2 separate regions of the Homo sapiens genome follow, and region 2 is linked to region 1. Evidence: chromatin contacts called from ENCODE Hi-C data. All regions are on one chromosome and are shown on one strand. Each heading gives the region's core, a stretch centred on a gene start or an enhancer-like site at or near the end of the contact. The rest is flanking DNA. Distances are from core to core; before and after follow the strand shown.

What was found. A loop is a pair of places that touch in the nucleus more often than their neighbours do. Pooled maps may share reads with other maps.
Region 2: a pooled map shows a loop between it and region 1 (15-fold over the local background). The contact joins the enhancer-like site here to the promoter of DDIAS in region 1. A Hi-C loop is called at or near these places in 4 of 50 pooled maps.

What each region holds. Positions count from the first base shown.
Region 1 is chr11:82,899,874-82,903,098 of GRCh38, forward strand. DDIAS (DNA damage induced apoptosis suppressor) reads left to right here and starts at 1,863. Exons shown (of 6, transcript NM_145018.4): 1 at 1,863-1,949. It overlaps LOC124902602, which reads right to left and starts at 2,182. Exons shown (of 2, transcript XM_047427953.1): 1 at 2,175-2,182; 2 at 1,041-1,808. The coding sequence starts at 2,182. The coding sequence ends at 1,151. It overlaps PRCP (prolylcarboxypeptidase), which reads right to left and starts at 557. Exons shown (of 9, transcript NM_005040.4): 1 at 362-557. The coding sequence starts at 529. RefSeq lists enhancers at 283-332, 453-512, 663-762, 1,043-1,092 and silencers at 1,303-1,352, 1,403-1,492.
Region 2 is chr11:85,824,862-85,828,041 of GRCh38, forward strand. It overlaps a transcript of SYTL2 not described here. Among named protein-coding and RNA genes, the nearest start is that of SYTL2, 15 kb to the left of the region's middle. Within about 2 kb of position 1,715, at least 10 of the 41 ENCODE cell types and tissues checked have a DNase peak (open chromatin) inside an H3K27ac peak, as active enhancers do.

The DNA of each region.
Region 1 (3,225 bases), core at 613-3,112:
ACCGCAGACTAGGTACCAGAGCTGGCATTTAATAATTTGAATTTGAGGGAAGGTCAAGGGAGTTCGGATTGGGGCACCCTCTGGGAGCAGAGGGAGTTGAAGTGACTGTCGTGTCCAATTACAGAAAAGCCTGAATCAAGAGTATGCAGCCAAAACTACTACCAAATTATTGGTAATGGGAGGAGAAAATTTAAACAGAACTGGGATTTGGGACCACCTTCTGGAAGATGTTAGCCAAAAACCGAACAGATCCTAGGCATCAAGGGGTGTGAATTTCGAGGTAGGCTCCGTTGCCCGGGCTCTGAGGGTCAGGGTTCCCGGCGGTTGGGCCTGGGACGGCGAAGCCCCCGCTCCCCCTTACCTTCTGTTGGAAGTAGAGAACCGAATAGTTCTTGGCTACAGCCGGGAGGGATGTGGGGTTGGTTGGCAAGTGTAGGCTGCCGAGGGCCCTTAAGGCCGGCCGGAGGGCTATGGTGGCCCAGGGCGCCAGAAAAGACAGAAGCAGGAGCAGGAGGGCTCGGCGGCCCATGGCTCAGGCTGGAGACTGCAGTGCGGGTGGGAGGGCGAAAAGGAGGCCAGCAGAAGCGCACAGGCTAAGCCCTGCCCAGCCTGCAGCTCCGCCCGCCGCAAAACAGCTCCTCCCAGGGGAAACCCAAAGCCAGCCAGCTCCTCAGAGACGCCGCCCAAGCCAGGTCACCACAGCCACTCCGCCCCCATCCCCGAGGACACCGCCTCCACTCCACTTTCCTCTCGTGCCATCTGCTCCTTAGCACTCACCTTCATTGCGGTCACACCCCAAGTCTGCCCTTATCATGCTAGGGCCTCTTCCTAACTCATCGCTGTAGCCCATGCTTTATCTATAGCGCCCCCGAAGCCCACCTGTCCTTCAGGTCACCCAATATCCCTACCATTATCATCACCACCAAACCCTGCCCTGGCCACCGCAATTCCATTGCGACACCTCCTGCCTTCCGCAAATCCTACGTAACGGCAATAACAGCTACCATGACAATTTATTGAAGGTTCACTACAGGCCAGTGTATCACGAGGCAGGGAGGCACACGCATCATCTCCTCTAACTAAATCGTCACAGCAATCTTGTGCGTCGTATATGATTGTTATTCCCATCTACAGATGTGGAAACTGAGGCTCAGAGAGGTGCGGGAACTTGCACTAGATCACTCAGCAGTGAGCGGAGCACGTCGTCGCAGACCGCTGGGTCCAGGTCCAAAGACTGTGCTCCTTGCACCCACCTCCATCTGGAGCCTAACCACTCCCTATGATACTCCGTTCTTGGGTCACCCCAAAACTGTGTTGCTCGCACAACCCATCCATTACACAGGTCGCCCCGGGTCCACATCGCCCCTAAATCCCGCCAGGTCCCGGTCCCTTCTTTCAAATAACGCCCCCTTTCTTCTCCGGCACCCGAAAACCCACTCCGCGCTCCACCCCCCTCCTGCCTCCTGCCACCGCCCCCTTCCTCCCTCCGCCCGTGGGTAGTGCTAGCCCCTAGGACAGCGCCGGGTCTGGCTTCCAAAGCTCCCTCAACCCTCTTCATCCAGCTTCCATTCCCTCTTTCAGTCACCCCGCCAGACCCCAGGGCGCTGCGGCTCACTCCACACTTTCCCGGGAACCCTACGCCCAGGAGGCTCAGCGAAGCTCCAAAACCAATTTTACGGACTGTACTACTGATCCACCTGTCGGGGAGAAAGACTCTACCCGCAGTTTGACGAAAATGGTCGTTTCCAGATGCTTGTAGGATTTCCTCGCTAAGCTCCACCCTCTGCGGCGCCTTCTTCTGATTGGCTCTGAGTAATCAGAGCCAAAGCGTTACTTCCGGCGGAAAAGGACGCGGGAGATTCGATTGGAAGGCTGCCGGCGTGCTACTGAGTTCGGCCGGTCCGAGTCACTGTGCGTCGCCTGGGCCCGTTCCTGGTCTTCTCCCCCAGGTGAGCTGGGTAAAGGGGTTCTCGGGAAGCCGAAGAGCCGGAGACTCCTAAGGAGGCTCTTAACTTCATTATGAATGAGACCCACCCAGAGCCCGGCGCTTGTTTTTTCACAAGTGGTTCTCTGTAAACGGGCAGCCATGAGGGTAACAGAATATAAACGTCAGTTATTTTATTTTAGACTCAGTGCTTTTGCAATCACCTAACGAACGTTTATTGAACACTTACAGTGCCATCGAGCTAGACTCGGAGTGAGCTTTTAGAATCGGAAATAGAGAGGAAAAGGCGCGACTCTTGCTTCTGTAATGTGCAAATACGTATTCAGTGGGCCACTGTGCAGAGTAGTACGTGCTGAAAGGGGATCTTCCAAAATGCTATGATGGCTTAGAAGGAACATATTTTAACTGAGCCATGTGCTTAAACCAGAGCTTGAAAGTTTTCTTCCTTTTCACATCCAGCCAGTCCCTACCAGCCTCTTGAATATCTCAGATCTGTTCACTTCTCTCCGTTTTTTACTGACATTATTTTGGTTCGACCCTATGACTGCTACATAGCTGTGACAGTAACCCCCCCCTCCCCCGCCGCCCCAGCTGGTTCTCCTGCTTTCAATCTTGCTACCTTCCAGTCCAGTCTCCACATTGCTGGGCTGATAAAGTTCATATTTGACCGAGGCACTCCCCATTGAAAACCTTTCAGTCGCTCCTATTTGCCCTCAGGTTTAAGCCCAAACTCTTTAACATGACTTACAGACTCTTTCCTATCTGACTTTTGCCTGGCTCTTCAGCCCTAGTGGTTTTCCACCGCTCCAGCCATATAGAATGTCTTTTGTGTTCCTGAAGTGCACTATCCTCCTTCTCACCCCAAACCGTCTTCTGACCCTGTCCCTGACCTGGCTAATTCTTAGTCAGTTTGCAAAGCCTTTTAAATCAGAAACCCTTTCCTGACCCCACAGGACTGGATCACAGAGCACCAAGTAATTATTTGTTTATTCTGCAGATAGTTAAATGCTTCTTTCGTCTGTGCCAAGAATTGCTAGGTACTGAGATCCAATGATGAACAAGGTAGATTCCTGTTCTAATGGAACTTACCTTTTATGGATGGAATTAAGGAGAATTTACAAGGAAACTATGTGAATTAGACTGGTCTAAGAAGACCTTTCCAAGGAGTTGATACTGATGCCTAAAAGATGAGCGTGATCCAACCATGCAAAAGAGGGAAAGAAAAACATTCTAAACAGAGTGAACAGGTTGTGCAAACGTCCTGAGGCAGGAAAGAGCTT
Region 2 (3,180 bases), core at 465-2,964, 2.9 Mb after region 1:
AATCTATCCCACCCTTTCTGCTCTCCCTAGAGCGCTGGCAGAGAGACTAGCACAGCTGAGATAGGGTTTGGGACAAGCCACTTCAGGAGCTCCACTAGCTGCTACGTCCATCCCTAGGAAAAGGATGTCTGGATCATTAGTGCATTGCCCTGGGTTAAGAGGCTGGAGAATGAATGCTGCATAAATCAGTGTCACTTCCTTCTTTGTTCACTACGCCTAATACATAGCTTACTTATGTTTTGAAGTGCCTGATGCTGAGTGTGCAGCTCTAAAGGACCATGAGTTGGGAGGCCGAGGCGGGCGGATCACGAGGTCAGGAGATCGAGACCATCCCGGCTAAAACGGTGAAACCCCGTCTCTACTAAAAATACAAAAAATTAGCCGGGCGTAGTGGCGGGCGCCTGTAGTCCCAGCTACTTGGGAGGCTGAGGCAGGAGAATGGCGTGAACCCGGGAGGCGGAGCTTGCAGTGAGCCGAGATCCCGCCACTGCACTCCAGCCTGGGCGACAGAGCGAGACTCCGTCTCAAAAAAAAAAAAAAAAAGGACCATGAGGTTGAGTTATAGAGGGAAGAGAACATTTTCCTGGCTAGTTCCTAGAAGCTATTTTGCAACATGGAGCAACGGTTTGTGTTTCCAAGCAACTGGACTATCTATAGGAAGACCCCACAGGGGATGGGTAGGTGAGGAAAGACTGGAAAGAGCTGGGTCCCTGATCTCTAGCAAGATTTGGGGAAGAGGGTTGGAGCATAGCTCAGCCTAATCCACAACTAAAGTGTTAGGCAAGGAAACTGAGGCAGAAACACAACTGTATGGATTTGGGCAGCACAAAAATATCAAGAAAAAGGTGCATGAGATATCCTAGAAAGCATGAAGGCCCAGAGCCAGAGCAATGTTTTAACTGGAATCCAGGCTGTCATTTCCCGTTAGTGTAATCTTTCACAAATCTCTTAACTTCTCTAAGACTGTTTCCTTATGTATAAAATGGCACTAATCATGATTTCATAGGGATCTTGTGAGAATTAAGCAACGGAAATATTATTTTGTTAGATTGTAAGCTCCTTGGAAAGCAAAGAATGGGTCTTAGCAGCATAGCAACTGCCACGGAGAGAAAGAGTGTTTAATAAATGTGTACTAATAAGTGAAAAACTCTTAAGAAACTAATTCCAGATCCCATTCTCAGGTGAGGCTGAGGCTGCTAGTCTATTCACATTCTCTTTCTTATTACTCAAAGTGGAGTTCATGAACATTGATATTCCCTGGGAACGTCTTAGAAATGCAGGCTGTCTGGCCCCACCCCAGACCTATAATTTTGGCCAGATCCCCAGGTGATTCTTTTGACATTAAACATTGAAAAGCACTGCTTATGTCAGGATGCACAGGAGGACTGAGGAGGCCTGTCTCCTGCTGGAAGACATCTAGTGGCTGCAGCTGGGAGTGGCTGGGGAAGGCAGAGCTGTCAAGTAGTGTCCAAACTGATTCCCTAAATTAGGACCACTGTCTGTGAGGGTTTGGGCAGATGGCCAGGCTGCTCTGCATCAGAGGAGCCAGGCCCTCAATCCATCTGTGCAGAGACAGTCTGCAGATTCCATGTGTATGTGAGCAAAGGTTGAATTTCAGACCAGGAGCCTGGTCTTGAGGCAATGTCCAGAGGTCAAGGAGGCAAGAAATCAAGTCCAGGGGAGTCAGGTGAGAGAGAAGCTAAAACAGGCTGTGCTGGTCTAGGGAGCCAGCGTCTGGAGGACAAGGGGCTGGGGAGAAACAGAAAGCAAACAATTCTGCTGATACTTGCTGAGCCTCTAACGGTATGTCAGAGAGAGAGCTCTCACTTTAGGAGAAGTTGCTACCCATGCTCGTTTAACTCCCTTCAGCCTGGAGGTGGATGTGCTATAAAGCTCTAGTTCACAGTCGGCAGGGACTCAGCATCACAACATATTCACTCCTCGTGAAGGCAGGTATGAATCCTGCCGAAAGGTCTTCTCTCCTGCTGACATGAAGAGATGAACAGTGAAAGTGGGAAAGTGAAATTTCAGGGACCATTTCTGAAAGTTCTGTGAAAAACAGGCTAGCAAGTCCCAGGACCTTTGCTCACACCATAACCCTGAGTGTTTTCAGTCAGGAATGGGCTCCTCCTTAGGAGATAATAAGCCGAAGGACCCAGTAACCCAGAAAGCATAGTCTCAGGGAGATCAGCATGGAATACTATTATCCAAGGATGTCAGAGTCAGAGGGGACCTGGTGGCTTTCAATCATTTTTTTAATCCATGGAGCCCTGTCTTCCAATGTGATCTTACTCAGATCCCCAACATTTGAAATGGATATTAGCAATGCTGTTGTTACTGAGGCAGAAGTTGGATCCCAGAGCCATTCCCTTCCCACCTCTATTCCCCAAGGCCCTCTGAGGCCCCTAGGTGGACCCCACTGGATTCCATGGAGCAGTTGGGAAGCACTGCTCTGCACCGGTCCTAGCTTTAAAGAAATGAGGAAAAGGGATCCCATGATGACAAGGTCCTCCAGCATCTGGCACCAGCTCACCTCACTACCCCTATGGCTCCCTGTACTTTATCTATTGTGGTCTCTCTTCAGTCTTCACAATATGCCATTCATTCTTTTCTGGGCCTTTCCAGGGGCTGTTCTCTCTGCTGGAAGCACTCTCTGCTCCCCTCCATGCTTCTTTGTCTCCCCACCCCTAATTCCTGCCTGCCAACTCCTCCATATTCTATGGATCCTAGCAAAGGCCTGTTTTGTCCACTGTGGCCAGCACAGTGCCTTATAAATAGTAAGTTCTGGGTATCTGTCTCTTTTTTGAATGAGTGAATGAGCACACTTACAGGAAGCTTGTTCCATGTCTCCTAGCTAGCTCCAAGGTTCAGAAATGTTGACAGCCCCTCCACCCAGATATGGGGTAGTCATAAGAAAATCCTTGTCAAGTCTGTGTTGATTCCCACTCAGAGAGTTTTGACTGGAGTACAACAGTGTTAGGTTGAAGATCTAGGTAGTGATAAGAATGTGTTTAGCAAATGCAAAGTGAAACACACTCACAAAAAGTTGCTAGGCAACCTCAATGTGGCCATTGAGAGTTACTGGCAAATATCTGTTTCTTAGGATGACAGTTTTCAGACTTTATCTTAACCCTCTGCCATCCTGAGGGTTTGGAAATAAATAGGTCTTCAACCTCACTA